Regions from separate parts of the Mus musculus genome. Here region 1 is linked to region 2. A link is a loop called in an ENCODE intact Hi-C map of the cell type or tissue named here. Cell type or tissue: heart. All regions are shown on one strand. Links, peaks and the distances in the headings refer to the core of each region. The heading gives the core; the rest is flanking DNA. Region 1 holds the start of Uhmk1 (U2AF homology motif (UHM) kinase 1). Region 2 has its middle 23 kb from the start of Nos1ap.

What was found. Peaks named below come from ENCODE experiments on the same cell type or tissue, not always from the same donor. Only the 100,000 strongest peaks of a DNase experiment are listed, where the experiment ranks them.
Region 1: a loop joins it to region 2, with 15 times the contacts of the local background. A loop is called at or near these places in 28 of 42 quality-filtered maps.

Annotation. Positions count from the first base shown.
Region 1 is chr1:170,213,895-170,222,232 of GRCm38, reverse strand. It overlaps Uhmk1 (U2AF homology motif (UHM) kinase 1), which reads left to right and starts at 6,826. Exons shown (of 8, transcript NM_010633.4): 1 at 6,826-7,260. The coding sequence starts at 6,993. In heart, for the core only: a CTCF peak has its summit at 3,549 (motif pointing left); a DNase peak (open chromatin) is centred at 6,872; H3K4me3 peaks cover 1,580 bases; H3K27ac peaks cover 1,280 bases; H3K27me3 peaks cover 743 bases.
Region 2 is chr1:170,608,725-170,617,062 of GRCm38, reverse strand. No RefSeq gene overlaps it. Among named protein-coding and RNA genes, the nearest start is that of Nos1ap, 23 kb to the right of the region's middle. In heart, for the core only: a CTCF peak has its summit at 3,636; no DNase peak of the experiment used is centred there; H3K27ac peaks cover 3,164 bases.

The DNA.
Region 1 (8,338 bases), core at 177-8,176, 390 kb after region 2:
ACTTCACATTTCATTTTTAAGAATTATATAGGTACAATACCTTAAATAAGAGTTGAAACATAGAAATACACACACATACACCACACACACAAACATATATATGTATATATTATATATATAATGTTGTAAAAAGATATAATCCTAAATATGTATCAATATAAAAATCCATACCAATATAAAACTATTTGTGTTATTCATGTTGATTGTTGTTGTATTGGTCTAAGAATAGATTCAATAATCTATCATTTTATCCTATAATTCCTATATTATTTCTAAATTCTCCTTTTTTTCTTTTCATCTCCTATTTCTCCTTTTCCCCTAACATTAGATAGGAAAGAAAAAATAATAGAGGACATAAAAAGAAAGAGTAAAAGAAATCCTGGAATTTAACCTCCCTTATTTTGTTTTCTCCCTGATCAAGACCATCAACAATTTTCATCCATCCCCACCCCCACTCCCTAACAGCAACAAACATCCATCACCCCATCTTACCTTTCGGGAATGGGGGTGTCACTCTCCTAAAACTGCTTTCTGCTGATTTGGAGCATCATTTTTTATTTTGCTCCCACCCTCAAATCAGGCTATTGGTCAGTCTCAAGAAACTTAGCCATAGCACTTGCTGTCCAGTCTCTGCATGCTGAGAAAGTTCAGAGCTTAGATGAAGCCCTGACAGGCACAGTCTATGATGCTGACAATCTAGCTAGCCACTTAGAAATTGTCTTGGATGCAGATTTTTGAGGAAACAGAATTGAGGCAGTCCTAGGTAGAATCAAGCAGTGTGGTGGCATAAATATATCTTAGCATCTCAGCATCCCCAAGGGTGACTCTTACCAGGGCTGCATCAATTTCATTGGTGTCTGTAAACATATAACTCCCACAGGGAATACACTTTTCTGCAATAACATATGTATGGGATGTGAAGTGTGCACAATCCAGTTAAAGATGGTTGTCTGCTCTCTGTTCGAGCAGCTTATAAGCTTATATACAAACTGTCTTTCTTATAAGTTAGATTGTATAACCAAATTATAATATAAATTTCTATCTATGCCATTTGAAAGGATGGCATAAGGATTCTATATTCAACAAGATTTATTAGCTATACGTGGCTGAAGTTCTGGCTGGAGATACTTTAATGTCTCAACTAGTCTCAGAGCTATTCCCATGTAGGGGGATCAGCAATTCATGAGCCTTATGTTGGTACCTTCCACATTTTCGACATTTCATAGGAAACTTTCTCCCTCAGTTATTATTATTATTATAGAAGAATTTATCCCTAGGAACTGTTCATCTACAGCTCTTTAGGAAATGACCTGATGTTTCACAGACACAGCAATGAGCATTTTGAGTTTTTATATCTCTTGTAATTGTTTGTCCAACCACAACTGGATAGTGAACATTAGATTCTATAACCACATTAGATTCTATATCCACAGTAGTTGTAATCCATTCATAATGACGTGCAGATCTGGTCCTTAAAGATATAATGGACATTTTGCATTCACCATTAGCATTTTCAAAAGCTAAATATCCTATTAAAATTTCTCTACCAGTTGGATCTGATGATATTGCTTTCATTGGAGTTAATTTTTTGTAAAAAGTCAGTGAAAGATTCATTTGAACCTTGGCCTAGCTTTGTAAACAAATCAGCTTGCCCCTGTCATTCAGACTTGTCCAAAGTTCTTAAGGCTACTGTATGACATTGTTCTAGGATGGCATGATCAAGGACAGTCTGTACTCTCAATTCAGAGGAGGGATCTTCACCTAGTAAGTGATGCTTGATCATCTCAATGCCTCTAGGCCTATTTTGTTGCTCCATGATTGAAGCTTCATCTTTCCACCATGTTAGCCACTGTAACTGAGGATTTCTAAGATGGTTTTCATCAAATCTCTCCTATATCTTGGATACAATCATACCATTTGTTTTTCCCAGTTATTAAATTTCTGTTTGACATAAGGTGAATATGCCATAGGTTGTTACTGCTTCCTTAAAGTTTTTGAAATCTTGTGTCTCTATAGGTAGCCATTTGAATTCTTTTTGTTTGTTTGTTTGTTTGTTTGTTTGTTTGTTTTGAGACAGGGTTTCTCTGTATAGCCCTGGCTGTCCTGGAACTCACTCTGTAGACCAGGCTGGCCTGGAACTCAGAAATCTGCCTGCCTCTGCCTCCCCAGTGCTGGGATTAAAGGCATGTGCCACCACGCCCAGCTCAGCCATTTGAATTCTTGATAACCCCATGGGTCTCTTTTTATCTCCTTCTGATACCCTTATCAGTGCTGGAAAAATAATTTTACTTTATTTTTTAAACAGATATAGACTGCCTTTTTGCAGCCTTGTTACAAGGTGATGCTATAGGCTCTGAGCCGTCCTTTGTCTCTTAGTATCTTCCTCAATTTTATTTTTAATTTTTTCTAAATTTTCTTCTTAAAATTGACTCCAATTTTCATCTTTTTCCTTTCCTGTATCTCTATCATCTTACTATCATCTGCATTCTTATTTATAAACTTTTCTAATTTTGCTTCGTAGGTTTGTCTCCGTTTTTTCATTTCTCTCCCACTCTTGTATCTCTGTCATCTTTGTATCTTTCTCATTCTTATTTATAAACTTTTCAAGTTGCACTTCTAAGGTTTGCTCCTATTTTTCATTTTTCTCTTTTTCTTATCTTTCTAAAGCCCTTTTCCTTAAGAAGGCATAAGAAGTCATCTTGGTTATCAGGATTAAAATAGAGATTACCAAGGTAATAGCAACCATAATCCTTAATATGTTCCAATTAGGCCATTTTTTTCCCCAGACGAAGCAGAGTCATCGGTAACATCTACAGGGATGACCCAGGCCCTCCACAGAGGCCTGAGACCATATCCCTCACTAAAGCAGGGAAGTCTTTGGATATTTGTTTGTTTGTTTGTTTGTATCTGATCCTCAATCTTGGGCACTGATTTTTCTTACATGTTTTAAAAGACTTTTTAAAATAAAAACCAACCAATCAAAAGACAACTTTAATTCACGTCCTCAGTTGTAGAAACACAATCTCTTACAGGAAAAAGGAAACTCTTACATATTTATTTTACTTAAGGATACTAATTGTCTTAGGGCTTTATTGCTGCAAAGAGATACCATGTCCACAGCAACTCTTATAAAGGAAAATATTTAACTGGGGCTGGGATACTGCTTGGAGGTTTAATCCATTATTCTCATGGTGGGAAACATGGTAGCATGCAGCAGACATTGTGCTGGAAAAGGAGCTGAGAGTTCTACAACTGAATAGGCAGGTAACAAGAAGCGACTAAGATACCCTTCCAACAAGGCCACACTTCCTACTAGTACCACTGTCTATGAGCCTATGGAAATCATTTCTCTCAAATCACCACATCCCTGGCCCCAGTAGGCTTATAGCCATAAATACAAAACATACCTAGTCCAATTTATAAAGTCCCCATAATCTATGTGAATCTAAACCCTATAAAAATTTCAAGTCTCTTCTGAGACTTACTGTACTTTTTGAGCGATGTAGAGTTCTTAACCTCCCTGCTCTTGTCTCCACCTTGTGGTTGGAGTGTTGATAAGCAGGGGAAAGATGGTGAGCTAAACCAAGGAAACCCCTAGTGCTGGGTAAATTAGTCATGCACCACCATGGTCTGTTTGGTACTGAGCATACTTTAATGGCATATCTTTTCTGATGTGTTTGTTTCATGGGGAAGGGGTGGGTGGCAGAGAGAGAGGGTAGGCAGTCTTTTCTTTTGACTATGTTAGAGCAGAGCTTAATGCAAGAATGATTGATTTTCTTAAGAACAATAATTTGATATGCACGAATAAATTTTTTTATTCTACCCACCCCACATAGCAATACTAATGAGGAAGAGAATGACTGTATTTTTCACTCCTTTAAAATGTGGCAGAGCAGGATGAGGAGAGCTTGTGAGGAATCTTAGTCCTCTTTTTTAAAAACTCGACCATCTGTCTATGTGGAGGCAAGGAAAATGACTTCCCAGTCTCGCTGCTCTCTTCTCCAACTTCTGGTAGAAGCATTGGTAAATAGCAAAATTGGGTTTTAGCACCTGCCCCAAGAAACCAAAAAGCCTTACATAAAAATATTATTTATATTCAGAAGCATAGGCGAGAATCGGTTCCAGAGTTAACTGCTCAGCTTTTAACCCTAAGTCTTTGACTTTTTCGTCATGCACATGGCATTAAACACATGACTTCCAAATTCAGTATCCATTTCTCCTACTATAAAACACTAATGGGTTGTTATGGAGACTGAAAGAAATACCATGTTCCTGTCACAGAATAAGCATAACTGGAATTTAGATTGTTTGTAATGATGGCAGTCCACTCTCAGATGCTGGGGCAGATCAGATTGAGAGGGCTCAAACATATCTTCTTTCTTGGGACTCATGATGGTGCACCACCTCTTCTACTTCTAGCAAGTCCTAGCTGTCCTCCTGCCCCTACAGGTCCTACTACTAGCACTGAGGTTACAGGCATGCCTCCCATGCTTGGTTGTTTTGTTTTACATAGGTGCTCTGGATTTGAACTTAGGTTTACAGGGAGGGAGTCTCTGCATTTAACAGATTAGTGAATATAAATCCATAGTTTAGGAAGTTAGTTCCATTGTCTCACATCATCTTCAAGTTTCTACATGCTAAGAATTTAGCAGCTCTGTGTGTGTGTGTGTGTGTGTGTGTGTGTGTGTGTGCACAAGACAGGATCTAAGGCATGGTTATCTCTCTACCAAATCAGCTTCTGTGATCCAATATCCCACACCGTTTGCTTAAATAAAAGACTTTGTAGAAGAGCTAGTAGCAGGAGATGGGGACCTAATGATTCACAGTTGCCAACTTTAGTTCTGGCTACTTCCTTCTGAAATTGGAGCATGGTGGATGCTAAGGTCAAGCCCCACTCCCTCTTCATCTCATGTCATTTGGTCAGTTAGTGGTCCTCGGGTTATGAGCTGTTATTTGTATTCAGTCATGATGAGGTTATCTGTGTGAATCTGAGTGGTTTGTGAATGGTGATTTGTATGGCCACTTGCGTTAACACAAGTTAACAAGTAGACTAACAAGAGGACTATGGATATAAGAACTAAAATGAACTGGTAGATTGTCAGGGGCTGAAGGAAAGAGGAGTTGGCAGCTTGTTTAATTAGAAGAGAGATTAGTTTCTACAAGATGTATGGAACAAGTTCCTCAGATGTTTGTTGATAATGTTTGCACAAGGTCAAAATATTTTATATTACCTATACACTTAAAAATGACTAATGTGGTAAATGCTACACTGTGCATATTTATATGCATAAAAGCTCTTGTGTTTTTAAAACATTAAGATTCTTTAATCAAATAGGCACCCTGCCCCCCCCCAGTAAGAAGTCTGGAGGATGGTTTTAGGAAGCACAATGGATTTCTACCAAGCTGTCAAGGATCCAGAAACCTTTTGCATTTCTTCTGGGTCATGAATGATCTAGACTTGCGTTTATTTGTCCCTATACACCCAGTTTCCTCTTCTTCCATTAGTTATGAATTTTATGTGAATTTTCTAGCTTGTCTGGAGCTAGCTTGGGTCATATGACTAGGTAAGCACTAGCTAATGGGATACGACCAGAAAACTCAGTACCATTTTGGCTATTTTTGTGCTTCTTTGGTCTCTTTCCCCATTCTCAAAACCATGAAATGCTGAAAGACAAGGCAAACACATAGGTCACAAAGATAAAAGTCCACTGAGATTGGCAGAACCCTGCATTATTAATTGTAGAAGGGAATGCTTCCATATCTAAGACAACATACTTTGGGCTTTTTGGCACAATAGATCACATCCAATTAATATATTAATATGTTGCTTTTATTCTCTCAGTTGCTTCATAAACAGGATGACTAATCTGTCTTTATTTTTTGTTTTGCTTTTTAAGATTTATTTATTTCTATATACACTGAAATTCTGCCTGCATGTTTGTGTAAGAGTGCCAGATGCTCTGGGACTTGAGTTATAGACACTCGTGAGTTGCCATGTGGATGCTGGGAATTGAACCCTGATCTGGAAGAGCAGTCAGTGCTCTTAGCTGCTAAGCCATTTCTCTAGCCCCAACTAATCTGTCTTTAGCTTTACGCTTATTTTCTTAAGCAGGAGATAGGAAGTAACAGGGAAGAAAACACAACATCTAAGTGAGTCAAGTTAGATCTTCCAATAAATCCTTGTTAGTTATGCAGGAAGGTCTTATTGACTAGAGAGAGGGCGTGGTCACAGCCACTTCTGAGAGAGGCCAGGTATTTCTTTTGTGTATATTACTGTTCCAAAGAAAATCGGAGTTATATTAGAAAGGGAGGTGGTAATGATGGATATCAGGAAGATGTGAAAGCACGTAGCTTTCAGCTTGAAACAATAGGTAATAGAAAATAAGATAGCTGCACAAGAGACAAACAGTTCAGTGGCTATGAGGAAATACTGATCTTCCCCAGGACAGGACTTTGGTTCCCATCACCCAAACCCGGCAGCTCACAATCTCCTGTAACTTCAGCACCAAAAGATATTACACCTTCTTCTGACTTCTGCACACATGAGGAACAAATACACAAATATATAAATACAAATATAATAACTCTTTAAAGATAAATAAAACAAAAAAATCAATAATCATATATTTTGCTGGAGCCAGGGCCTTCCTTGCGCATTCAAGGCAAGCACTTTACTACTGTGCTACACCCCATCTCTAATAATTAAGTTTAATATCTCAGTTGTTTTGTGCTAAACAATTTTCCCCCTGGAGGCCCCGCCCCTCTTAGGCCCGCCTCCTTCAGCCTCTAGGATTGGCTTTCCCCCACTTCCGGCTGGGTCCGAGTGCACTCCGGCTTCCGGTGTCATGGCGGCCTGAGGTCCGGGGAGTCGGTCGGAGCGCTGCAGGCCCCTCCCTGCGGAGCGGCGGGTCCGGGCGGGGATGTGACGGCGGGCGCCGCGGGCCTGCCTGGCGCGTCGTGTCGGCTCGCGTGTCCTCGGCCCAGCCCGCACCATGGCGGGGTCCGGCTGCGCGTGGGGCGCCGAGCCGCCGCGCTTCCTGGAGGCCTTCGGGCGGCTGTGGCAGGTCCAGAGCCGCCTGGGCAGCGGCTCGTCGGCCTCGGTGTACCGGGTGCGGTGCTGCGGTACCCCGGGCTCGCCCCCCGGCGCCCTCAAGCAGTTCCTGCCTCCGGGAACCACCGGGGCTGCGGCCTCGGCCGCGGAGTATGGTTTCCGCAAAGAGAGGGCGGCGCTGGAGCAGTTGCAGGGTCACAGGAACATCGGTAATTGTGGCTGTCCCCCATGTCCTGCCCATGTCCCGGCTCAAGCATAAGCGTCCTCCGCCTGGCCCCCGGTCTTTGGTCCTGTAGGTGGGAGGAGAGGATCGGGCCTCACTAGTTGTCACGCGATGCAGGTCCCTTTTCAGTCCACCTTTCCTTTGCAGCTGTCTGAGGTATACGGTGGAAGTGATTATTACATAGCAAATGCTTAGTAAAGTCCAGTTTGCTTAGGTTTTCATCCGGTAGTTAGAAAGTGAAAGGCATGAGTTTGCCAGGTTGTCATGTCTTGAGTGGAAAATTTTGCATCTTTTCCAAATGGAAAATATTCTAGGGCATCCAGTGCCATCATTGACATCAAATGACATACTACTGAGAACGGAAAAAAAAATACATATTTCGTGTGAATTTGGGAGAGGGAACCCAGTGTTACCTAGAAGTTAATGGAAGTGTGATATTTAAGAGCACAGCGTTTGCTTCAGTAAGACTTTCATGACTCAGAGATTTAGAATGTAAGCTTGTTTGGGCCACAGATATATGGAAGCAGTCCTCGTTGCTAATCCACGTACAGGCAGAGAGCTTGTAAGCGGTTATAACTTTGGTTAGTAAAGAAGCGTCATAGATCTTGGCAAATAGAACCCATGTGTAGCTTGAAGAAAGTGTTTGTTTATTTATTTATTTATTTATTTATTTATTTATAATACTACATTGATAGAATGTCCTAATGCTAGTGTGTTTTTCTTTTTTTTCCTTAATCTTACTAAGCGGTATATCACTATAGCTTTGGTGTTTGACAGGAACATTTTTTGCATGCCTCAGTACTTGTTGAATCTCTTGCGTGATTACATTAGAATGTTATTTGTAATTGATGTATATAATATGTGTGTGTGTATATATATATATATATACACGTATATATATGTGTGTGTGTGTGTATACATATGTCTATGTATATACACATATATGTATGTGTGTATATATATATATACACACACATGTACACACACACACATATATATATACATATATATATATATATGTATATATATATATATGAGCATAGAATGCTGTTTTGGATCAGGCA
Region 2 (8,338 bases), core at 37-8,036:
ACATAGGGATAAAAGTAGATAGCGCCATAAAAAAATCCACCCTAGGACACATAAAACAGGATATGTTTAAGCAAATATATCAGTGTTTCCAATTTCAATCACGGAAACTTCTGTTGCATAAAATTATTGATGTTAAAAATGGCACAGATCAATTATATGGCTTTTCATATGAGTACACGGGTCCTTTTCAGTAACATATTGAAGTCTTTCTTCTGGAAGTGCTGTGCTATTTGCAAGGTGGGCGAGAAGACTTGTTTCTCATCTAGACTTTACTGCAGTGGTAAGGAAAATTTACTCCCTAATATAAATGCAGGGAACTCTTCTACCAGAGATCTCTGTGGCTATTCACCAGATCTGTGTAAATCGTCAACCCTGTTGAAAGAGGCCAGTAAATTCTTGAGGTTTTTTTTTCCCCTCTCTCTCTCTGATAGTAACCAAAGCCCCAAATTTTTCTTTTTCTTGAATGGTAATAGAAATTATTTTTATTTCTAGTAAGTCCAATGGACTGGCACTGGGGATATAGCCCCGTGGGTAGAGTGCTTGCCTTAGAATTGACTGAGTCTGTAGATTCCATCACTAGCACCACATAACCAGGCATGGGAGTGTTGCCTGCTGTACTAGCAGTCTGGACGTACAAGCAGGGACACAGAAGTTCAAAGTTATCCTCCGATACCACGTGAGTTGGAGGCCAGACAGGCAATATGAAACTATAAGTAAGTAAGTAAGTAAATAAAAACAAAGTACGGGCTGGCAAGATGGCTCAGTGGTTAAGAGCGCCGACTGCTCTTCCGAAGGTCCTGAGTTCAAATCCCAGCAACCACATGGTGGCTCACAACCACCCATAATGAGGTCTGCCGCCCTCTTTTGGTGTGTCTGAAGTCAGCTACAGTTTACTTACATATAATAAATAAATAAATCTTAAAAACAACAACAACAACAAAACACTTTAAAAAAAACACTCCATTGTGTAAATGTACCACATTTTCTGTATCCATTCCTCTGTTGAGGGGCATCTGGGTTCTTTCCAGCTTCGGGCTATTATAAATAAGGCTGCTATGAACATAGTGTAGCATGTGTCCTTCTTACCTGTTGGGACATCTTCTGGATATATGCCCAGGAGAGGTATTGCTGGATCCTCCGGTAGTACTATGTTCAATTTTCTAAGGAACCGCCAGACTGATTTCCAGAGTGGTTGAACAAGCTTGCAATCCCGCCAACAATGAAGGAGTGTTCCTCTTTCTCCACATCCTTGCCAGCATCTGCTCAAGGATAAAAGAACCTCTGGTGGAATCATCATGCCTGACCTAAAGCTTTACTACAGAGCAATTGTGATAAAAACTGCATGGTATTGGTACAGTGACAGACAAGTAGACCAATGGAATAGAATTGAAGACCCAGAAATGAACCCACACACCTATGGTCACTTGATCTTCGACAAGGGAGCTAAAACCATCCAGTGGAAGAAAGACAGCATTTTCAACAAATGGTGCTGACACAACTGGTTGTTATCATGTAGAAGAATGCGAATCGATCCATTCCTATCTCCTTGTACTAAAGTCAAATCTAAGTGGATCAAGGAACTTCACATAAAACCAGAGACACTGAAACTTATAGAGGAGAAAGTGGGGAAAAGCCTCAAAGATATGGGCACAGAGGAAAAATTCCTGAATAGAACAGCAATGGCTTGCGCTGTAAAATCAAGAATTGACAAATAGGACCTCATGAAACTGCAAAGCTTCTGCAAGGCAAAAGACACCGTCAATAAGACAAAAAGACCACCAACAGATTGGGAAAGGATCTTTACCTATCCTAAATCAGATAGGGGACTAATATCCAATATATATAAAGAACTCAAGAAGGTGGACTCCAGAAAATCAAATAACCCCATTAAAACATGGGGCTCAGAACTGAACAAAGAATTCTCACCTGAGGAATACCGAATGGCAGAGAAGCACCTGAAAAAATGTTCAACATTCTTATTCATCAGGGAAATGCAAAACAAAACAACCCTGAGATTCCACCTCACACCAGTCAGAATGGCTAAGATCAAAAATTCAGGTGACAGCAGATGCTGGTGAGGATGTGGAGAAAGAGGAACACTCTTCCATTGTTGGTGGGATTACAAGCTTGTACAACCACTCTGGAAATCAGTCTGGTGGTTCCTTAGAAAATTGGACATAGTACTACCGGAGGATCCAGCAATACCTCTCCTGGGCATATATCCAGAAGATGTCCCAACCGGTAAGAAGGACACATGCTCCACTTTGTTCATAGCAGCCTTATTTATAATAGCCCGAAGCTGGAAAGAACCCAGATGCCCCTCAACAGAGGAATGGATACAGAAAATATGGTACATTTACACAATGGAGTACTACTCAGCTATTAAAAAGAATGAATTTATGAAATTCCTAGGCAAATGGATGGACCTGGAGGGCATCATCCTGAGTGAGGTAACACAATCACAAAGGAACTCACACAATATGTACTCACTGATAAGTGGATATTAGCCCAAAACTTAGGATACCCAAGATATAAGATACAATTTGCTAAACGCATGAAATTCAAGAAGAATGAAGACCAAAGTGTGGACACTGTGCCCCTTCTGAGAATTGGGAACAAAACACCCATGGAAGGAGTTACAGAGACAAAGTTTGGAGCTAAGACAAAAGGATGGATCATCTAGAGACTGCCATATCCAGGGATCCACCCCATAATCAGCTTCCAAACGCTGACACCATTGCATACACTAGCAAGATTTTGCTGAAAGGACCCAGATATAGCTGTCTCTTGTGAGACTATGCCGGGGCCTAGCAAACACAGAAGTGGATGCTCACAGTCAGCTATTGGGTGGATCACAGGGCTCTCAATGGAGGAGCTAGAGAAAGTACCCAAGGAGCTAAAGGGATCTGCAACCCTATAGGTGGAACAACATTATGAACTAACCAGTACCCCGGAGCTCTTAACTCTAGCTGCATATGTATCAAAAGATGGCCTAGTCGGCCATCACTGGAAAGAGAGGCCCATTGGACATGCAAACTGTATATGCCCCAGTACAGGGGAACGCCAGGACCAAAAAAAATAGGAATGGGTGGGTAGGAAAGTGGGGGGGGGAGAGTATGGGGGACTTTTGGGATAGCATTGGAAATGTAATTGAGGAAAATACGTAATAAAAAAAAAAAGAAAACAGTCACTTGAGTGGATTTGGAGAGTCCCGTGGAGATGACACATGGCACCCCACAGCTTCCTGAGTCATCATTTTATTTCTTTAAAAAATGCAATAAACTTTATTGTATAAAAAAAATTCGAGTAAAAAAAAACCATCACGCACTGAGAATAAGCATATCTGAAGTCTGTACATCTCAGTGCACTTCTAAATCAGTGGTTCTCGACTTGTGGGCTATTTGGGGGAGTCAAATGACCCTTTCACAGGGGTCACCTAAGACCATCGGAAAACATAAATATCTACATTACGATTCGTAACAGTGGTAAAATTATGAAGTAGTAATGAAAATAATTTTATGGTTGGGAGTCATCACAGCCTGAGGAACTGTGTTAAAGGGCCACAGCGTTAGAAAGCTGAGACCCACTGCTCTAACAGACCTTGTGTGAATTCTTCACTTCTCAGTTCTGCCCCTTGAGGGCACCAGAGACTGCCCAGCTTTACAGAGCTTTACTCTGTAAAGGAGGCCAGACTGCAGTCAGCTGTGCATCTGTGAAGTGGTCAACGGGCTGTCAGCAACCAGAGCCAGGGTACAGCTCTGAAGCCGTCCTCACAGCCGGCGATCACCTCAAGGAACACAAACAGGGACAGAACCCAGGAGCCTTGAGTTCTAGCTTCCATTCGCCATCGCTGAGTGTGGCTCTGAGTTCTATATCCGGTGTTCTGGGCTTAAGCCTCTTCCCATATGAGATAGTGGTAAGAATATTCTCCACATTTAATGCTTCATACTCCCCAAGTAATAAGGAAAGCCAAGCTTGGTGGCACAGGCCTGCATTTCCAGCTACTCCGTAGACAGAGGCAGGAAGGTTGCAAACTTAAAGCCGACCCAGGCAACTTGGCTAAGACTCGATCTCAAAATCAAAAGAAGTCTAGAGATGCAGCTCAGCGGCGTGGTGATGGCTTAGTAAACACAAGGTTCTGGGCTCAAATCTCTAGCACCAATGGATTTTTAAAGATAATAACATTTTGGAATACCTGCAAATAATTACAACAACATTGATTCTGATTTTTTTAAATTTACTTATTTATTTTATGTACATGAGTACACTGTAGGTCTCTTCAGACTCACCAGAAGAGGGCATCATCGGATCCCATTACAGATGGTTGTGAGCCACCATGTAGTTGCTGGGAATTGAACTCAGGACCTCTGGAAGAGCAGTCTGTACTCTTAAAAGCTGAGCCATCTCTCCAGCCCAGATTCTGACTTCTTGCGGCCTTTGAAAGTGTACCTGTTTTGGGCACTATCTCAGTGTCACTAGAAATGTGAAGTTATGACCAAGATGGCTGGCCTAGAAGTATAATGCCTATAGCAACAAAGAAGGAAAATGAGACTCACGCAGTAGATTAAGGGTGGAAAGCTTGGATGATCTTAGTGGAACAAACAGAGCATAAGCAGGGTTTTGGGCTCACTCAGGCTCCATTGAAACCTGGACCTTTGTCTCAGATGAGCTTTCTCTTCACACTCGAGTCCCACACAATGCTCTGCCTCACAGTGACTCACTGGTGTGAGAAGAGAAAACACACGTATGTAGTAGCATTGCTCCTGCATGCGTCAGCCAGGTGAAAGCAAGCAAGCACTGAAGGGCTGGCCCTGGCTGAGGCTGGAAAATGAACAAGGAGGCACAAGCTATGGAGGAAACTCTTTTGTGAAAAGAGAATGTTCCGGCAAGCAGGGGCCCTGGGTCACAGTCCCAAAGTGAGCAGTATGCAGGTTGGACTTGGGATCCAGGCCATTGCAAAGGACACAAGACACTATGTGGAGAGTGATAGAGAGGGTAGTCTTCCCTGCTGTGGTCGCCATACACCAGATGGTGAGAGGAGGTGTGAACTTCTGGATTTCATTGTCACTATGCTGGGGACAACATAAACATTGGGCATTTTGTCTTGTAGTGATGTCAGGTGACCCATGGAGCAGTGAAGCAAGAATGATGTTGGGAGAAGAAAATTGCTCAGAGAGCCTCGGAGTCAATGGGGCCTCTGGGAGCTGTTCTAGAAGGCTTTGCCATCCTAGATTAGCCATCCCTGCTTCCCCAGGGGAACCGTAGAGAAGCAACTTATGTTTCCTTTGGTCTTGGCTTTATAGCTGGTCCTCTTTCCAGAAAGCTCCCCCCACAAAGGGAAGGACAGCAAGTTTACAGAGCAGGTGACAGAACCTGAGGACTAAGGAAAAGGAAGCCCTGGACAGGCTCCTGTGGACAGGCGTGTCTCATCTCCAACCCTGACCCCACTGTTATTACATCTACCTACCTGCTGGGCTGGCCTCCAAACTTGAGCCCACAGTTACATCTACCTGACCTTGGAAAATCTCATAACCCACCTGAGCCTCAGTTTCCTTGTCTACATGAGGGTGGGGGTGGGGGGGGTACCACGATTGCCTCTCCCTCAGAAGTTTCTCATGAGGATCAGCCGAGGTAATGAATTAAAGAGAACTTTGTATGCTCTAAGAAGTGGTTGGACATAAGTCGATCTAAAAGACAGACAGAAGCAGTGGGTATGTATCAGAGAATCAGAATTATTATTCCTCCCATTCTGTGTTTTGGAGAACCCCGAGGTGTTGCCAGAACCCCTTCTAATGGGTGACTGCAGGTGCTGAAGAACTGGGGTTGTAAGAGGCTCAAGAGTGCTCTATATGCGGCTTAAACCCTTGCGTCTGTCTTCACCAGTCTGGTATGGTACTCTAACTGGCTGGCAGAAATCACTTTTTGTCATAAGCTGGGGGCGGTGGTGTGTGGCTGAAGGAGACCTACACATATTGCTTGTAGTTCTCTATTTTGTACAGGAGAACTCCTTCTACCTGGTTTGGTTTCCTACCACTTGTGGCAATCAACAGTAGTAACTGGAAAACCAGTAGGCCACAAATACCTCCCTAGAATACCAGTCTATCCCAGCTACATACTGTGGTTAAATAACCAGGTGAAACAGTCACTCACAGGCAAGTCTAGTCACAGGGCCTAGGAAGAGATATCCTTGGGACTATATTACCAAATTGCCACATCTGGGGTTTGTTTGTTTGATTGGTTTGGGGGGGGGGGCGTGTACGCACACGGGGTAGGAGGCACAATCTAAAAAAGGATCTTGTGGTCCAGTGGTCTTGGACTTGTTATGTAGATGAAGATAACCTTACTCATGATTATCTGTCTCTACCTCCCAGGACTAGGTTACAGTCTTGGGCTACTATGCCAGGTTTAAATTGGATTGGAACCCAGGGACATGCTTGGTAAGCACTCTGTCAACTGAGCCACATCCTGAGCCCTAAAATACATCTCTGAAAGTCTGGGTGACCCTTCTTGCATGCATGAGGTTAACACTCAGTCACTGGGCTCCATCTCCAGGTCCTGGGCGGGCCCTCTTATCTAAGTGCACCACTAATGCAGTCATGATGGGCCTTGGACAGCAAGTGTCTGTTAGGAGCTCACAACGTGATAAGAAATGTGATACATACTTATAAGTAATGCATGATGTCATTGTTTTAAAACATTTATTTTGGTAAAATATACTTAACAAAATTCATCTTAGCAGCCGTTTCCTTCTTTGGAAGATCAGATTCATGTTAATCAAGAGGGAGAAAGGAAGGGGGAAAGGAAATCTACTCTGCTAAAGTTCTCCCAGCATGGCACAAAACTCCCAAGGATCTGGCCTTCAGTTGTGTGTTGGGGCCAGGGGCAGTGAGTGCAAGACCGTGGTTCCAACAAGCAAAGAGGCAGAAGATGCGGTCCTCCCCATCTCAGGCCCCAGACTCAGCCCACTCTCCAGCCCTTGAGCTCTGCAAGTTCAGTGTGCTCCTGGCCCGGGTTCTGCCTCTTCGCCACAAACACCCTCCGTCCTGACAGGGTTAGCAGAAACATGTGTTCTCCACAGACCACAGACAGGCACTTGAAGTGATGCTTGTGTTATGCTTCGATACAGCCAGAAGCCACAGACTAACCCGCTCCAAAATGGTGCTGGCTGCTTGCTTGCCATTGTCAAGTACCCAAGTACCTAGTTTAATATCTAGCATCCCCAAGGTTTATCCAGGTGTTGAGTTCCTCCCTCCCTCCCTCCCTCCCTCCCTCCCTCCCTCTTTCTTTCTTTCTTTCTTTCTTTCTTTCTTTCTTTCTTTCTTTCTTTCTTTCTTTCTTTCTTTCTTTCTTTCTTTCTTTCTTCCTTCCTTCCTTCCTTCCTTCCTTCCTTCCTTCCTTCCTTCCTTCCTTCCTTCCTTCCTTCCTTCCTTCCTTTCTTTCTTTCTTTCTTTCTTTCTTTCTTTCTTTCTTTCTTTCTTTCTTTCTTTCTTTCTTTCTTTCTATGCTTTTTTAGGTTTTGGACACCTAAAAGGACTTCACCATGCAGCACTAGCTGGCTTGGAAACATACCTAAGTTGCTATATAGAGCAGGCTGCTCTTGAACCTGCAATGATCCTCTTATCTCCTGCTCTTGAGCGCCGGAGTGTTAGATCTGCACCCCCACTCCCAGCTAAGAGTTATCTTCATTTTCTTATCTTTTCTCTCATTATTTTGTTTTGTGTTTATGTGTAAGGTTGTTTTGCCTGCATGTACTTCAGTGTACCCCACCCATGCCTGGTCAGAGGTCACAGAGGTCAGAAGAGGAGTCAGATCCCCTGGCACTGGGATTGCAGATGCTTGTGAGCCACCATGTGGGTGCTGGGAACTGAACCTGGCTCCTCTGGAACAGAAACGGTCTCCCCAGCCCCAGGAATTATTTTCTTTTTAGGGTTAATTAATCATGTATATACAACATATTACATTTATCTTCTTATAGATATTTGCTGTTGGAGTCATGTGTGTGTGTGTGCATGTGTGTCTGTCTGTCTGTCTGCTTGTCTCTCCATTGTATATGTCTATAACTATATTTGTGTACAGTATATCTAGTGAGTATCTCTACATGAGCAAATGCAGAAACAATCCCATGGACAAGTTAGACTTTATCATTTTTTCTGTATGATCTCAAAATGAGGAACAACATTTTCCTTTCTCTTTCTCTCTAACGGCTGTAACAGGAGAGGGAAGGCCTTTGTGGAGTGCTCTTCCTTTCTGGCCAGAGATGTATAGTCATAGGACAGAGGTCTGAGTTCAGGAGAGGCGTGAAGCCTGGCTCATGTCCTCCTAAACCTCTATGCTTAAG